2 separate regions of the Homo sapiens genome follow, and region 1 is linked to region 2. The links are chromatin loops, found by intact Hi-C in ENCODE. Cell type or tissue: gastrocnemius medialis. All regions are shown on one strand. Links, peaks and the distances in the headings refer to the core of each region. The heading gives the core; the rest is flanking DNA.

Region 1 (8,845 bases), core at 596-8,595, 63 kb before region 2:
ATTTCTGGAACATCACAAAAACAGCTATTGATTAAAATAACTCAAATCAATTAACATGACTTTTATTCTTCCTTCTTTCTCTCAACTAGCTACAGATGGAGCAGGCATCAGCTCACAGCTCAGACACCATCCACAGAGGCTCCTCCTCTTGACAGAGGAGGAAGAGGAATCCAAGTAGTTTCCTTTTTCACCTCTGTTACCCAGGGCCAAACCCGAAGCTATCAGGCCAAACTGAGGTCCTTCTGGGAGGTCTACACCAGGCTGATTAGTCAGGTTTGAGAAACTGAGGACCCTGTCCCAACGAATCTGTCCTGGTACACCTAAAACCAACTCGATATGAAAACCTAGGTCTACACAAATAAATTATAGAATACACAATCAAACTACTCACAATGGTCTATGAGGACACTAAACATAAGACACCTTACCTGCTACTCCAGGCAAACATAATCTGTGTCAAAGGGAAGATGCTTGAACTCCCCAAAACAAGAGTGGCTTCTAAATTCTAAGTTCAGCTGAAGGTAGACGGGAATAGACCAGGGAAACATCTAGCATTTTTCTTCAATGGGACTGAGCTGCGAAATTCAAAGCTAGAAGGATATCCAAGGCCGTGGGTCACATTGGGCCTGGTGCTGACCTAACTACACTGCACAGCACTAGAGATTTCAGAACAGGCCCCAGCTCAGGATGTAACGGTTCCCAGCTTTGATGTGTTTGATGCCTCATTATAATTTATCTAATAAGCCAAATGAAAAGTTTCCTTCCTGATTTCTGCATGACTGGCTTCAGCTTAACAAGCCATTTGGAACAGTTTTGCAGGCATACATCTTTACACAAAGGGATGTCAGTAAACGCTTAGTTCCATCAGCCAATTGCATGACCCACTACATGACTGTATCTCAAAATGTAGGGTGTGGACCCCAGCATCTGAAACCCCTGAGCACTTGCTACCAAGTGAGATTCCTAGGCTCTTCTCCAGACCCACTCAGTCAGAAATTCTAGGAGTATAACCTGAGGGTGACGATTTAAACAAGCCTCCCTGACCCTCAGATGATCCCATGTACACAAAGCTTGAGAAGTGACCTCCTACTCCAAAAATCCCTTTGAGAACAAGACCCTGACTCATGGTTGTACCCAGGGTACTTAGCAGAATGCCTAGACCACGGCAGAAACTCAATGATGAATTGTTAACTAACCAGTTACTTGCTTTTGAGTGACCCTGGCCCTCATTTGCCAGGGTAAGTCCTCAGCAACATAGCTAACATTCACTAGGCACCTTCTCTATGTCAAGCTCCATAACAGGAACTTTTACACTCGATCCTACTGAACCCGAAGCCCTGTGAGTAGATTCACGTATTCCCATATTACAACTCGCAATGAAGTTATCAGATTCTCTCAATTCCCAGGGCTCCTAAGGAAAAAGGAGACCCAAGCACTTTGACTCAGCTTTTTCTCTAAGCAGTTGGGCTTTCCCGGCTGTGATGGGAACTCATTCCCCCACCCACAGGATGGGACCTGAGGCAGCAGGGCCCTTTGACTTCCTGTGACCACTGGGGCACTGTTTTGTCACAGAGGCTCCTGGGACCTTCTCCTCAGGGGCCCTAGCAATTGCCTGCCTTTTGAGGTAAAAGTCCTAACATTTGTACAGGGCTTTCAGACCCACTTGCTCACTTAAACCCAACTCTCTCACAAAAAAAAAAAAAAAAAAAAAAAAAAAAAAAAAATCCTAGTCTCTGTCATTTCTGTATACTACAGAGAGTTTATTTACTCACTAGGTCAACAAGAGAATCAGAGAATCGCTTCCTCCCCGAGATCTCCCCGCTCCCTGGTAAGTAGCACCCACCACGCCTGCCGTTGCTTTCCCCCATAATTCTTAGCTTTCCTCAGCTCACCACACGACCCCCGACCTGGCCTGTGAAAAGCATGGCCAGTCAACATAAAGGCCACAGATGTTGTCTTCTGAGGGAGAAAGATGTGCATTCCCAACAGGACAGAGCAGATGAGGCACTGCAGAGATGGGGAACAGCCCCGAGAGACCCAGGGAAGACACACGGGAAGCATGCACGCTAGTGACAGGGGACACGGCTCCAGTCATCACACAGGCACAGCGGCAGCCAGTGCTGTCCTCAGAGCTCAGTGCTTCAGTGAGAAAGGGAATGTGACTGCTGGGAGGAGACATTCAGAAAAGCCGTGAGGAGGGGAGTCCAGCAAGCTTACGGTACTCGAAACAGCTCCCGTGAGGTCAGGCTCCGAGACTCTGCGGAGGTCCTCCGGGGCAGGAGGGACCAGCGGAGGTGGTGGTGAGAAGGATGGTGGCGTCTGGCTAATGGGGGCAAAGGAGCCAGAGGCGCGGGCTGGCTGGCTGTGGTGGGGCCACCTCTGCAGATGAGGGGGAATGAAATCATCTAGAGTCGGGAAGGTCAGAGGTGAGGCGGCAGAGGCAGTCGCTGGGATTGTGGGGACGCAGCCAAGAGGCCCCAGAGGTGTTGGAGGTCTGGCAGTGCCTTCTTGCCCTCTGTCAGTATTAACCAGGTAGAGAGGGACAACTATTACCTCCGGCTGGGCTGCACTGGAGGAAGTGGCATCCTGTGGAAATAAGGGGGTCGTTATGGAAAGGGGTATGATACGAGGAAAGAATTCCATATTTAAACGGTTGAGAGTGGGCATGCAGTGAGGTACTCTGAGAAATATTTAATCAGTGCCCTTTCCTCAGAGTACATGAGACAGTCGGAGCTGGCCAGCTGGCCTTCTGACACTCCATGACACAGAGGGAACCCCATCCAACTCCGCTTTTCATCCATCTATTTTTGAATCCTTTTAACACTTTATGAGAGAGAAAGAACAGAACAGGCAGGCAGGCTGTGTTTAACCCCACAACACCACCATAGAGCCTAAAAGCTTGGGAGTAAATACAATTTCTTTGGCACCTTGTAATAAAACATGAACAATGAGTTTCTCACCATGTTATTAGTCTCTGGATTCCACGCTCCGGCATACTTACACATTTACAGAAAAGAGAGACAGACAAAGAGAGTACTGTGCTGAAAGGTTCAGACAGAAGAATTCGGGACTCAAGCCACAACAACATTAATGAGGAAAGGGAGGGTAGGGCAGCCCAGTGAACAATGAGCTGCTCGCATCAGTTTTGAAAGAGACAGTAGAGAAGACACACAAACATTCCTAATTTCTTGCCTTGGCTGGATAACTCGGCTGCAAAAGGTAAGATTCTTTGCTCTTCCGGTTTTCGGGATCAGAGGTAACCCGGGGGCCTAGCACAGGTGGTCTCACATCTGGGAACGAAGCCTGAGTCCCCAGGGAAGGACTCTCGCCACGGTTAACGGCATCTTTACGGATGTCAAAGAATAGCTTGGGAGGGTCAGGAGGAGGAGCAGGGGGTGGTTTTCCTGTGCCGGCTGTGCGGGAGACAAGGCCGGGAGCCGGTGCTCGGGTGCCCGCAGCCTCCAAGGGAGTGCCTTCGGCAGGGTCACGTGCAACACGAGAGGAGTTTTCTGACGCCGCCAGGCAAATGTTATTGGATAAACAAGGTACATATAAGCTGCTGACCTTTTTAATCCCAACTGCCTCATGACATGGGTTAGAGCTCACATTCTTATGATAAACTGTCCTGGTGGCTGCATAGCGCTGCTGGGGTTGGGATGAAGCACTGGGGAACGTGGAGTCCGGAAGCAAGGAACCAGGGCACACCACACCTTTGGGAGCCGATCCAGCTGCCAGGAGGACAGAGATAGGCTGGGGTTGTGAGGGGTTCTGCTGTCTGGGGGTGCCGAGTGGGACATAAGGCTTTGGTGAGCTCAGGTAGAGGGAATCCTTATAGGTATTGTGGATGGTGGGGGACTGCCATGCAAAGCGGTCCTTTTGAGGGAGAGGAGGGCGTGGGGGAGAGAGAACCTTTAGCAATATTTTCAAGATATGTTATCAAACAGGGAAAAAAGAAAGAGGAGGGGAAATGGAAAGAAGGACGATCATTAGAAACGACAGCATAACATGATTCAAGCAAAAACAATTCTTAACACGTTTTTCAGCACATCCTCAGGTTAGACTCCTCCTAGTATCCACAATTCTAAGTGAAGCCAAAGACTGAATCCCACTCACCTGGAGAGGTAGGCCTGACTCTCCTTTGTATCCAGAGAGGCTGAGCCCAGCCCGTAGCAGGCCACATGCTACATCAATTGTGACACCAATCCTTGGCTGACTGCATCTTTATTAGACATCCTGACTCAAGAAGGGAGCCAAGTGAACTAAACACCAGTGGGAGAAGCACCAAAGCCCCCAACTCCCTCTCAAACCTCCTTCCCTCAAGATTTATCTTCGAGCCTTTGGCCTTAGAAGTTTATGTTCACTGGAACTCTTTTGAGTGCCTTTCATTCTTTTCCTTTAGGAAAAGGAGAACTGGAAGAACCGTCCTTATTTGTGTTCACAGGAGACAGATGTCTTAATTGAGTCACTGAGATTTAGCACTCAATTCCATAAGCATAACAAATTAACGTGCCCTAAGAAGAGAATGCTAAGGATTTTTGAATACACATGTGCTCTTTTCTCAGAGGAAAGAATTTGATGAAGCTAATTATTAGAAGGAAGACAAGCATGAGATTAAAAGCACACAGTCTCCCATTTTTGATGTACACAAAAAAGGGGACCAGGCAATGAAGGACTGAATTGGCCTCTACCGGATTGGACTGTGCCTAGTTTCTCAAAATCTAGCCCCATGCCCATCTCACCCAGCCCACCACCACACAAAGGGAATCAGCCCCAGAGGTAAATGATCAGCCTCAGATTCACAGCTTAAGCCCAAAGCTCTGGTTGCAGGTCCAGAGGCTCACACAGCATCCCTCTCTTCTCAACACTGCTCCTCTTTGGGTCTCAGTGGAGAAGAGGGTCAGGAAATGGGATGACCCTCCAGTCTGATCCTCATGTCAACAAGAGTCATCTGGCAATCTGCGGCTCAACTGGGAATTAGACTATGAGATGAGGAAACTGCATTTTGCTAGATTTTCTTTTCTTTTGTTTTGTTTTATTTTGTTTCGAGATGGAATCTCGCTCTGTCACCCAGGCGGGACTGCAGTGGCGCGATCTCGGCTCATTGCAACCTCCGCCTCCTGGGTTCAAGTGATTCTCCTGCCTCAGCCTCCCAAGTAGCTGAGACTATAGGCACATGCCACCATGCCTGGCTAATTTTTTGTATTTTTAGTACAGACGGGGTTTCACCGTGTTAGCCAGGATGGTCTCAATCTCCTGACCTCATAATCTGCCCACCTCAGCCTCCCAAAGTGCTGGGATTACAGGAGTGAGCCACTGCACCCAGCCTAGGTTTTCTTTAATGGCTCCTTTTTTTTTTTTTTTTTGAGACATAGTCCCACTCTGTCACCCAGGCTGGAGTGCAGTGGCACAATCTAGGCTCACTACAACCTCCGCCTCCCAGGTTCAAGCAATTCTCCTGCCTCAGCCTCCTGAGTAGCTGGGACAAGCCCATGTCACCACACCCAGCTAATTTTTTGTATTTTTAGTAGAGACGGGGTTTCACCATGCTGGCCAGGATGGTCTTGAGCTCCTGACCTTGTGATCCACCTGCCTCGGCCTCTCAAAGTGCTGGGATTACAGGCGTGAATGGCTCCTATTTTTAAAGATATCCCAGTTCTAGAAGAAAACCAGAACTTTCCTCCAAATTACGCAAGTGAAGTATATTAGAGTCTGATCAATATCGGTAAGTGAATTTTGACCAAAAATGGGGAGGGTGCAAGATCTGGGTCTATTTTGAATTTATTTTTAATTTTATTTCATTCTTTTTTTTTTTTTTTCCCGAGATGCAGTCTCACCCTGTTGCGCAGGCTAGAGTGCAGTGGTGTGACCTTGGCTCACTGCAACCTCCGTCTCCCAGGTTCAAGCAATTCTCCTGCCTCAGCCTCCTGAGTAGCCGAGACTATAGGCCTGTGCCACCACACCCGGCTAATTTTTGTATTTTTAGTAGAGACGAGTTTTCACCATGTTGGCCAGGCTGGTCTTGAACTCCTGACCTCAAGTGATCTGCCCGCCTTGGCCTCCCAAAGTGCTGGGATTACAGGCGTCAGCCACAGCGCCCGGCCAATTTTATTTCATTCTTTTTTTTTTGAGACTAAGTCTCGCTCTTGTCACCCCAGCTGGAGTGCAATGGCACAATCTTGGCTCACTGCAACCTCCGCCTCCCAGGTTCAAGCTATTCTCCTGCCTCAGCCTACTGAGTAGCTAGGATTATACATAGGTGCCTGCCATCACACCTGGCTAATTTTTGTATTTTTTTTAAGTAAAGACAGGGTTTCACCATGTTGGCCAGACTGGTCTCGAACTCCTGACCTCAGGCGATCCACCCACCTCAGCCTCCCAAAGTGCTGGGATTACAGGCATGAGCCACTGCACCTGGCCTATTTCATTCTTATATTTGTGGCATACAGGTGGCAAGAAGAAAGAATGTTAGAAAGGGTGAATAGGTGAAAAATATTTAAAAGTTTTATAGGTTGGGCACTGTGGTTTAAGCCTGTAATCCCAGCACTTTGGAAGACCAAGGCAGAAGGACCACTTGAGTCTGAGACCAGCCTGGGCAATACAGCGAGACTCTGTCTCTACAAAAAATTTAAAAAAGAAATAGCCAGGTGTGGTGGCACACACCTGTAGCCCCAGCTACTAAGGAGGCTGAGAAGGGAAGATTGCTTGAGCCCAGGAGGTCAAGGCTGCAGTAAGCTGTGATGGCACCTCTGCACTCCAGCCTAGGTGACAGAGCAAGACTGTCAAAAAAAAAAAAAAAGTTTTTTGAGTCCAGATTAGAACATCAACCCAGAAATAGTAAATAACCTATTCCTTAAACTCAGTTTTCAAGGCACACATATAAGCTCATTGGACAAGCAGCTCATTTGGATATCCTTGACTAATTCAATGCCTATCCTTTCCACAGGGCACCCATGGCAGTGCCAGTGAATATGCACCAGCCAAAAAAAAAACAAAATGAATAGCCCCTCTCTAGTATTCAGCAACAGCAAAAGCTTTCAGGTGAACTCACTTGGTTTCAGTGAACATGTTTACAGACTAAACGATTCTAGAAACAAAACACGTGGGCTAGCACGCACCAAAGGGACTGGCGGGTATGCTGATAATGGCAGTAGGGAGGTAAGCAAAAGATCATTTTGATTTGAGCTCAGATTTACTTTTACTTTCAGCTCAAATGTCCCATATGTGATTTCTTCTTGTCCAAAGATAGAAATCAGCTTCAGTGAGTTTCTAACTTATTTTGGCTCTCGCCATATATGGTGCATTACATCAGGCATGAGCCTTCCCAGGGCTTTGACCCTGTAGAGAGGACGCTTCCCCAGAGCATCAACAGTGCACTCAGATCCAAAGGTCTCCTGCCCTGGGGCTTCTTTTAGTCCTGAAGAAGAAAGGGGATAGGCACAGTGACTTTACATGCAGGGAACTACTTTTTGTTGTAAACATTGTAGGAACCACACAGGCAGTCTGCATTCTGCCCAGTTGGCTATAAATGAAATTCTATTTATCTTTTCAGAAGGTGGGTCAGTGAAAATATGAGGCTTCTGGAAAATCCTGGTATGTTTATAGTTTATACAGTTCTATAAACTACCAATTCCCTCCTCTAAGCCAGTGCATACTTACAGCTCTGGCAATCACTATATAGACAAGAAGTCATGTTTCCATTCAGAAAACACACCTAAGAGGTAATGCATGACCTAAAGGTTCCTGAAATTTGAATGGCTGATTTTACATTGAATATAAAGGATAAAACCTCTTTATGAGCAATTTACCAAGTTCCCTTAAAAGGGAACCCCAGTAGAAAGAAAATTCTTGGATAGTGACAGATAAGAAAACATACTTTGTAAAAGATATTATAGGGTGTTCACCCTTATAAACCTCTTGAGGGCAATGTTTCACACAGTGATCTGAACACCACGGAGATGCTCAATAAAGCTGTGTTAAATAAATTTTAAAAGAATTTTTATTTACTTCACATGCTTTTAAAATTGTCTTTTCAAAAGAGCTGCTTAAGAAGCCAAAAAGAATTACTGAGTTACCCTTTGAACTAAGTCACTGATAGTGGAAGAGGACATGCTTCTACATTTGCTTTGAATTAATCAGCACTGTTTCTTGATCTGCATAGAGCTGATGGCATCCATTCTTGAGATGGTTGAAAAGAAGTATGTCTGCCACAGGCAGCACATTTATACACTGTGAAAGGGTTTAGGGACGGGAAAACCATGGCAAGTCATTTACCGGACAAGTGACCTCCCCAGTCCCTCTGTCTAATGAAGACTTCAAAAAGCCAGGCTCATTCGCAGCTCCTGGTTCTAACCAGTGACCCAGGATGCATACGGCTGTACCTAGGGAGGCAAGTCATAGCAGGTGGCAGAAAGGCTAAATGTGTTTGTTGCTCAGCATACAAGGCAGACAATTAAGCAACCAATTCCACGCTGAGGAGGATAAGCATCTGTAGAGAGGGAGAAAAACATCATCTCTGATTCAGCTTCATTTCAGCAGCAAGTGCATTTTTACATCCTCACAACAGGAACCAGAGGATCATTGGAGAAGTGGGGTGGGAACTAGGAAGGACCTGCAGAATTTGCGGACTCCTTGTGAGTTCGGGGAACACCTTCACAGAAGGAAGGCACAGGGAAGCGGACCACACAAGGAACACATTTCTGCTATAGTTTTTGAGCAGCACAGCTTCCTTTAAGAGAAAGGACTAGGCTAGGTGTGGTGTCTCACACCTATAATCCCAACACTTTGGGAAGCCAAGGTGGGAGAATGGCTTGAGGCCAGCCGTTGGAGGCTTCAGTGGGCTACGATG
Region 2 (8,845 bases), core at 212-8,211:
TCCCCCTCAAATACGAAACAAGCAATAACAACAAATAGGGAATGAGGCAGTGGGGAGTAATACTTGCCCTGTATCTAACCTCACAGGATTTCTATAAGAACCAAAATGAAATAATTAATAATAGTTTCACAGTCTTTAAGGTTTAGCAAACATGTATATAATGTTTTCTTATGGCTGGGATGAGGTGCTTGACAATTCTCACATCTAACAACCCTCTGTAAAGGTACTATTATTATCCTTGTTTTGTAGATAAGAAAATTAAGGCCCAGAGAGGTTCAATAACTTGCTGGAAGTTATGATACTAGGAAGGGGGATTTGAACTTTAGCAGCCTGACTCGAGTTTGTGGTACTATATACCACAATATGCAGCCTGTCATAATTATCATATGAACATTAATATTATATAATAACTAAATTTATGTTTATCTCAATTTCACAAATGAAGAAAATGAGGCTCAGAGAGGTAAGTCACAAGCCAAGATCATCGAGCAGGCAAATGGCAGAGCCAGGATTTGAAACTTAAGTCTATGTGACTGCAGACCCTGAACTCTCAACCACAAAGTTAATAAACTTCAATCCACAAATATTGACTCTGCATCTACTGCGCTCCAGGCTCCGTGTTCTAAAACACTATTCTTTTTTTAAAAAAAGATAAGGTGGCAGTTATTCGCCCAGGAGCTAAAAGGTTTTCACATCATCTCCAGGCCAGATCAGCCCCACCCCCACTCTCCAGGGCAAAGTCCCAGCCTCAAACAGCAGGTGCCCAGTGATAGCTGATGCCAATAACGACAATGATGACAGAAATATTTTAAATGTTGGGCTCTTGCTTTAAAAGGGAATTAGACTACTCAATTTCCAGGGCAAAAACGTCCTACAGGGCAAAATGCTGTTTCTAAAACAATGTGAACAGGTGTGGCCTATCTCAACAGGTGAAATATTTGAGGAACATTGTTCAGTCCTACCAGCCTTTCAACTCCCGAGGTAGGTTTGGCCCAATTCAACCTGGTTCTTCCCGGGCTTTCCTGATAGTCTTTTATCCCAGGGAAACCCCTCAGTTGGTCACCCTAGAGAGCAAGGACTAGGTTTTATACTCTTGACCAATACAAACACACACAGTGGTTCTAGCACAGTGCCTTGCAAATAAAAGGACCTAATGTCTTAGTGGATTCAATGGATGGAACAATATTTTATTATTTTCAAAGTACACTCATTTCCACTTCATAAGTGTTGCCAAGCAGCAGTCCCTGCACTGCTAAAATGATGATGTGAGAATCATTTTAATTAGCACTTTCATTGTTTGTATGCAAATGCACATTCCTAAAGTGGGTTCTTTAGAAAGCTTTCCTAAATCGACATCCCTCACAGTGATTTTTCTCCTTAAATCTTTTTCCATAGACAGTAAAGAGATAAATTTCAATCCAGCCTGAGTCTTAATGATCCTGAATCTTTAATAATGGAATTAAGGTGCTTTTCTTAAGCACCTTAAGAAAAGCACCTTAAGAAAAGAATGGCAAGTCTAAAATGAGGAAATGTGAGGCACTTCCAGGCACCAAGATAGAGCTACTCCTTTGACTCAGTCATCCCAAAATAGGATGGGTGACTCCAAAAGAGAGCACACTCCCAACACCGAGCTGCAGAAAAGTGAACAGTTTGGCGGCCTGAGTCCCCCCGGGACAAACCTGAGAGTCTTCAGAGTCATCACAAACTTTCCGACCTCCTCCTCTTTTCCCTTCCCCAAATACTCCCAGCTCAGGGAGCCTGAACTCTCTGCCAGCCCACCCCTAGCCTGTTCCTTCCTTTCGTCTCTGACCTAGGGGCTGGGCAGCCTCGGTCTTGTACCTCAGCTCAGGGAGAGGCCCAGATGGTCCTGGAGAACTCAACCCTGGCAGAGGCATTGGTGGACCCACCCAGCCCTGCCCTGGGTGGGAGTCCTGAAGAGCTGGTCTCTTGGGGAGTAGGAGTGGGAATAAGTTCTGGGTGGTCAGCACAGCTGAATCCTGATCTGAGTCACTAACACAGCCCTGTATGGTTATGCCTGGGAGCCCAGAAAGCCAGTCACAGCTTAAAATTAGAGAGAACACCATGGGGAGAAGCAAAGTTTTTGGAAGGGCAAATGAGGAGTCAGAGGTTATCTGAGCTTGGAGAAAAACTCTGTGGTCCAAAGAGGGTGGGGAAATTTGGGAGCCAGGAAAGCACTAGAAAATCTTTTAAGGGGCTGCAAAGCACTCCTAACATTGGAATGCCCTATTTGCATGTCTAGGCCACAGGAAGAAGGAATGGAGTCAAAGCTGAACAAAGGACAGCAGCATTTATGGTCAGAGGAAAGTCCAAAAGGCTAAGGCAGGGGTGTCCAATCTTTTGGCTTCCCTGGGCCATATTGGAAGAAGAAGAATTGTTTTGGGCCACACATAAAATACACTAATGCTAGTGATAGCTGATGAGCTAAAACAAAACAACACACACACACACACACACACACACACACACACATCCCATATTGTTTTAAGAAAGTTTACAGATTTGTGCTGGGCCACATTCAAAGCTGTCCTGGGCCACATACAGCCTGCAGGCCTTGGGTTGGACAAGCTTGTTCTAAGGTCTGGGAAGAGTTAAAACATAAGAAATTGAAATAACCATTAGGTTTTTTGTTTTGGAGGTTCTTTTTTAAAAATCTATGATCAGACCAAGAAGAAAACAAAGCGTATGATAACAGACCTGCTTGAAGAAGCCCTCGTCATATTATAAGAGAAGCCACTCTTCCTCGTGTTGTTTCCACCTCCACCAACTATGAGAATGATCTTACTGGAAAGGGAGACTCTGGTAAGAGGTGACTGAGGCAGAAGACAGGTGTGGAGCTAGGAGAGTCGCAGCCCCTTTAAGTGAGAGCTACTCCTTTTTGGGTTTTCAGGCTCAGGTGAACCACATCCATAGACAGCTAAAAGAATCTGAACTGTCACTGATGAATCACTATCAGTAATCCTTCAGAAACCTCTGAGAAAAGGAAAGGTGATGAAATTGAGGAACTAAATAATTAACACTAAGAAGGGTCTAGAAGTATACACTAAGAAGCTTGGGATCAACATCCTGAAGAATTCTAGCCTGGAATATTAAATAGATGAATACCTATGAAAAGAAAGTGATGACTCTATTTTGGTGTCACTCCAAAAACTGACACAGGCTCACTGTCAAAAGGTATCAATTAATTTCCCTTTTTAAAAATAGAATTAGACCAGTAGCTCAGATGAGCGTAACTTCACAGACAGGATCCCAACACAGTTCTGGGACCCCCACAGAGCCCCTTCTCTCTCATTTATAACCACAGTTCCCTGGCACCACACAGGAAAATTATGCACATCTGGAGGAGAGGAGAGCTTGAGGTTAGGGTGCAAGGAAGGCTGCCACTTAGGATATCCCCTAAAGGTCACAGCCAAGCAGTGTGATGGCTGACACCTTAGAAATACATGCTTGTTAAGGCCTGCTAGTCCAAGCTGGATCAGTCTCCAGACTGTCATTCTCAAAACTAGCCAGCATAAAGACCACTGCTGGCAGGAGGGGAAGGGGGATGTTAAGAATATTTTAAGTGTGGTGACACCCTTCTCACTCAGTGACCTGTGACTGCCAAGCCAAGATCCCTGAATGGAAACGCCTGGTTGGAACTCCTTCTTAGCTCATCAGTGAGACAAGCATCTTTGGAGCTATTTTTTCCAAGGAAGGGGACGTCCCTGAAGGAAATGAGTAGATGCCAAGCAGAGAATATAGCAAATCAAAATACTTCCTGACACAGCCAAATCCTTGGCTGATGTACTTCCAGCTCAATGCCTGGAACTCAAGACCAGCCCAGGGAGGATCAGACACAGGCTCCCATGTGGCTAGAAGCGAAGAAGGTCCAAAGTGGCTTCAGAAATCTCTAAGACTGAAGACACCGGGCTTGTTCCAAGCCATAGGATTTCCAAGCTAAAGGGAAGATCGTACATCATCTTCTTACTTTAAAAAAAAAAAAAAAAAAAAAGGTGAGGGGAATATACAAGCGCTAAGGGAAACAATATTGCAGAGCTCCTTAAAGTGGTGAAGGATTTAAAGACTGTTCTTCAGAGCCCTTTTCCCCAAAGCGACATTTTTAGCCATGCACTGTTTAGTTAATTAACAGAGGAGACCAAAGGTTCAAACCAATCAGCCCCACTCCCAGCATTCAGTCCTGGAACTGACCCTGAGGTACTTCAGACCAGGGTGATGGGGAGAGAGGTCAGATGATCCGTGGCGATCTGGAACCAACCTCACAAAACTGCGTCATCCATGGACAGGCTGTAAGGGAACTAGCCACACCCCAGCCTCAGTCACGCTGCAAATTTAACCCTAAACAGAACATACTAAACATCAGTGTTGCTCAAAAGCTCGGAGACGCACTTTGGAGAAGGGAGGTGTACAAACAAGCATTTCTAGATGGCCGTCTTGTATGCCATCTTCCAGGGATGGGTCCAGAAACCAGCAGATATACTTTGGTTTGTTTTTTTTAACTGACACAAAATGGTTCGGAGACATGCCCACTCTCTCTCTCTCTCTCTCTCTCTCTCTCTCTCTCTCTCTCAAAGATTCCCTTTTCAATGCTCTGTTGGTTCTTCTGCTTGCCCCAAGAAAGAAACCTCCATCGTGCACTACCAGTCTTCAACACATGCTAAATCGGGGCAATGTGGAGACAGGGGAGGCAGTGATGGCAGCCAGGAGGGGACGGGCTGAAGCAAAAGACACTGAATACTTGAAACCACAAATCCTGAATCTGCAATTCCTCTATTTACTTAGAAACAGTTGCTGATGCTTACCCTGCCCAAAGATAAACTAGGACAAACCGGAAAGGGAAGGGGAAGCAGTGAGGTAAGGCCTGTTGTAAACCTGGCTCCATGCACGCAGAGGAAAAGCTCCCCGCGTGGTCAGAACATAGTTTTCCTCCCGATGAGAAAAGTTAGATAACAGTACGAATAGTGATATTAGGCTGTATCCAGGCACTAAGCAGACGCAGAGGGCTGCTGTCTTCACACACATAAAAGACATTTGGAGAACACTGTGGTGTGGTGGAAAGAGCATGGCATTTGGAGTCAGAGGAGGTGAACTTGAGTCCTGGCTCAGCCTAGGACAAGCTGTGTGACTTCAGGCCAGGCATTCAACCCCTCTGAGTTTCAATTCTCTGTGAACTATGAAACAAATGACTTAGACTAGCTGATCTTGTAGGTGTCTTTCAGCTCTATCATTCTGTTATGCTACTAATGATGCAACAAAAGAGTTATGCATCCACTCAGCAAGCATTTCATGAACACATTCTGCATGCCAGGTCCTCCGCTGGGTACGAGGCACAATCTTGCACCCAAGGAACCTTCCAATCCACATATGCGAGAGACTTACAAATGAGTCTGTACAGTACAAAGGGAGAGATGCATGCACAGGGTGAAGGGTTCCAGCAGAGGAGAGGGCAGACAGCAATCAGAAACAGTTGCCCGGGAGTGATTCCTGGGCTAACACTTGAGGTAGGAGGTAATTAGGCCAAAGGAAAGAAAAAAAGGAATAGTATGTACACATGATAGTATGCACTCAGGAATGGCCCAGTAGGGCATGTGGGGTGGGAGGAGTGCTAAGAGATCAAAGGCCTTATAAGCCAAACTAAGAAAAGCTACTGCCAAGCACCCCCGGGGCCCCTGTACCTCCCCTGCTGTTCACCTCAACAACTCCCTATATGGCCACATCAGGGTCAGAAACAGCTCCTCCAAGTCCCCTTATGTCAACAGCCAAGCAACCATCCCACCCCTGCCCCCAGCCCTCTCCTTTTGTCCCTGAGTCTCATCTAGCTCCACCTGCCGCCCTACACATCCAGGCCACACCTGCTGACACAGAAGCTTCCACTCAGTCACCCAGCAGGCCTTGCTTTCAGCTCTTGCTCAGCCCCCAATGCCCAACCCATGTCAGCTGTTCCAAATAGTTTCCATCTTCCTCAAAGCCACAATCACATCCCTCCCACCCACCCCAATCTCATGCTTAGTCGATGATTCCTACCTCCTCTGTTCCTGGGAATGACTGTCCAGCACAACTCCCATAGCAACCCTCCTGCCCACCTGTCCTAAGTTCCTTTCTACATGGTGCAGACAAAACCACGTATATCTCTGCTTACAAGCACAACAGAAAGCAAAGAGAAACACTCTATGAAGAAATAGAGATTGCATTCATCAATCAATGCATCAATGCAGGCTGTTGCCCATGCATGTGACTGGGCTCTGAAACAAGCACACTTAGGTGGGATAAGGTATATGAATGTACTCCGCATGCCAAAAGGCCCTGTGTAAATATTAGAGCTACTCCATATGTGTTGGTTGAATAAATGAATAAACAAATCAATGAATTTGAGGCAATCTAAAGAGCTGCAAAATACACAGTATTATCAGGCTTAGGAACCAGGAACACAGTCTAGAATTCAGCCAAGAAGATCCTTTCTAAAACCAGAGTTTTCAAAACTCTGGTCCCTCCTTTGCTCCTACACACACAGCCCACTTAATGCCAACCTGAGCAGTGCTGAATCATTCTAATGATGTATTTTGGCTATTTTGGAAATAACTTCCTAAAACAATATATTTAGTATAAAATACAAGCACAACAGGTTTAGTATATTGCACATATAGTACACTATACTTTGTGGGTGTGTATATACATTTGTACCATGCTCTAAGTGCCATTATAAGCTCTTAGCCAATGACTGCTAACACAGGCCCACAGCAAAACACCCCCTGCAGCCTCCATTACACCATCCTGTGCTGAGCATGTTCTACAAAATGTTTTGTTTTCTCTGCTAAAGCCTCTGTGCCATTTAATTTTTGTCCTGGTCACAATTTTGACTCATCAGAGCCAAGAGATGGTGTTCAACTGGCTTTGGACCCACCACAAAAAAAAATTAAGAAACAATATAACCCAGGATTGTAAAATCCAAGTATTAGGGTAGTCCAAGTCTCATGAGCACCGGTGAAGACGGGTAGGCTTACAGACCTGAGAGCTCTAGTCATCAGAAATATTCTGCGGGATGACAAGAAGATGAAAACTCTCTGCCTGGGGTTTACTCTGTACCATCTACTAAACAGAGCTACAGAATTTCCTCTCAGTGCGGCAAGTTCAGGATAATACCATGAGCTGGTGAGTACATAACTCACTATATTTAGTTCTTCTTTCGTGTTTATTACTGGCAGCCATGAGAAATAAACGATGACATTAGGAACCCATCTCTACTGAGACTCTGCCCTTTGAACCCCACAGAAGTTGTTACATGGCCAGTACTCCAGGTTTACCCAGCACTGAGTATGTGCAGTATGTGACAGAATAGTGGAATTCTAGAATGTCAGAGCTTGAGGAAGGCCCAGACATGATCTCATTTATCTCAGAAACAACTAAAGCTCAGAGACAGCAGGTTGCTGTAGAGTTGGTGGCAAGTCACGTATACCAACAGTCTGATGAACTCTCACCCCAAAACCAAGAAGCCAAAAATGAAAAAGGTTGAAATTCAGTCTCCATCTGGGCTAGCATTTAGTCTTCAGCAGTCTACAAGAATGATTTCAGAAAGGAAACGACGACATGAGAAGAAACAGAAACTGTGGATCATGATGGCTCATAAAATAGGAATGACTCGGATTAAGTTCAGTTATTCAAGTTTTAGGTTGGTTGGGCTTTCTTGGTGGTGGTGGTGGTGTGAAATTCCTTTTCTAAAATCTACAGATGCTTTAGAAGGTACCAGACCCAAAAACTAATTCTTTGTTTCATTAAAACACTGGTGACTTCTGTTGTCCAGTTTTATATTTTTGTCTATTAAAAGGAAAAAAACCTAAGAAACATTCAACTCCTTTGAGTTCAGTAGTTCACTTCTATTTGAAAAATAAAATGAAAATATTTAAGAGCAAATGTAATTAGTAAATTTGTATAAATGTTCCCAACATGGTATTTTTGTGAGTAAATCACATTATACAAAGGACATTATATGTTTCAAAACTAATATAATGACTTGATATTTGTAAAGAATACTTTTTAAAAATTACATTGTTGCTTTCTTTCCTTCCTCTTAGTTAAAAACACACAAATTCCATTCTTTCTTTTTTTTTTTTAGATGTAGTTTTGCTCTTGCTGCCCAGGCTGGAGTGCAATGCAATGGCGCCATCTCGGCTCACTGCAAACTTTGCCTCCCAGGTTCAAGCAATTCTCCTGCCTCAGCCTCCTGAATAGCTGGGATTATGGGTGCCCGCCACCATGCCTGGCTAATTTTTTTGTATTTTTAGTAGAGACGGGATTTCACTATGTTGGCCAGGCTGGTCTTGAACTCCTCATCTCAGGTGATCCGCCCACCTCGGCCTCCCAAAGTGCTGGGATTACAGGCATCAGCCACCAGGCCCAGCCATAAAACACACAAATTTATTTAAAGAAAAAAATATTTGTTTCACCCTACTGTCCCAACATTTTTTTCCCTATCATTTAAATTTTAGTTTCCTTATTTAAAAAGAGAGGTATCAGGCTGGGCGTGGTGGCTCACACCTGTAATCCCAGCACCTTGGGAAGCTGAGGTGGGCGGATAGCTTGAGGTTGAGACCAGTTCGAGACCAGCCTGGCCAACATGACGAAACCCCATCTCTACTAAAAATACAAAAATTAGCTGGGCATGGTGGTGCAACCTGTGGTCCCAGCTACTGGGGAGGCTGAAGCATAAGAATCGCTTGAACCTGGGAGGCGGAGGTTGCAGTGAGCCGAGATCACACCACTGCACTCCAGCCTGGGCAACAGAGTGAGACTCCATTTCAACAAAAAAAAAGGTTGTTTTGTTGAACCTAAAGAT

What was found. A loop is a pair of places that touch in the nucleus more often than their neighbours do. Peaks named below come from ENCODE experiments on the same cell type or tissue, not always from the same donor. Only the 100,000 strongest peaks of a DNase experiment are listed, where the experiment ranks them.
Region 1: a loop joins it to region 2, with 4 times the contacts of the local background. A loop is called at or near these places in 2 of 110 quality-filtered maps.

The regions. Positions count from the first base shown.
Region 1 is chr10:95,412,277-95,421,121 of GRCh38, forward strand. SORBS1 (sorbin and SH3 domain containing 1) reads right to left here. Exons shown (of 33, transcript NM_001034954.3): 9 at 2,218-2,586. Among named protein-coding and RNA genes, the nearest start is that of PDLIM1, 130 kb to the left of the region's middle. RefSeq lists a silencer at 7,017-7,096. In gastrocnemius medialis, for the core only: a CTCF peak has its summit at 3,603; DNase peaks (open chromatin) are centred at 2,451, 2,745, 3,505, 4,165 and 1 weaker place; H3K4me3 peaks cover 3,009 bases; H3K27ac peaks cover 7,635 bases.
Region 2 is chr10:95,475,414-95,484,258 of GRCh38, forward strand. All of the region lies in intron 2 of SORBS1 (sorbin and SH3 domain containing 1), which reads right to left. Among named protein-coding and RNA genes, the nearest start is that of SORBS1, 82 kb to the right of the region's middle. In gastrocnemius medialis, for the core only: a CTCF peak has its summit at 4,674; DNase peaks (open chromatin) are centred at 1,647, 3,698, 4,298, 5,868 and 2 weaker places; H3K4me3 peaks cover 1,443 bases; H3K27ac peaks cover 8,000 bases.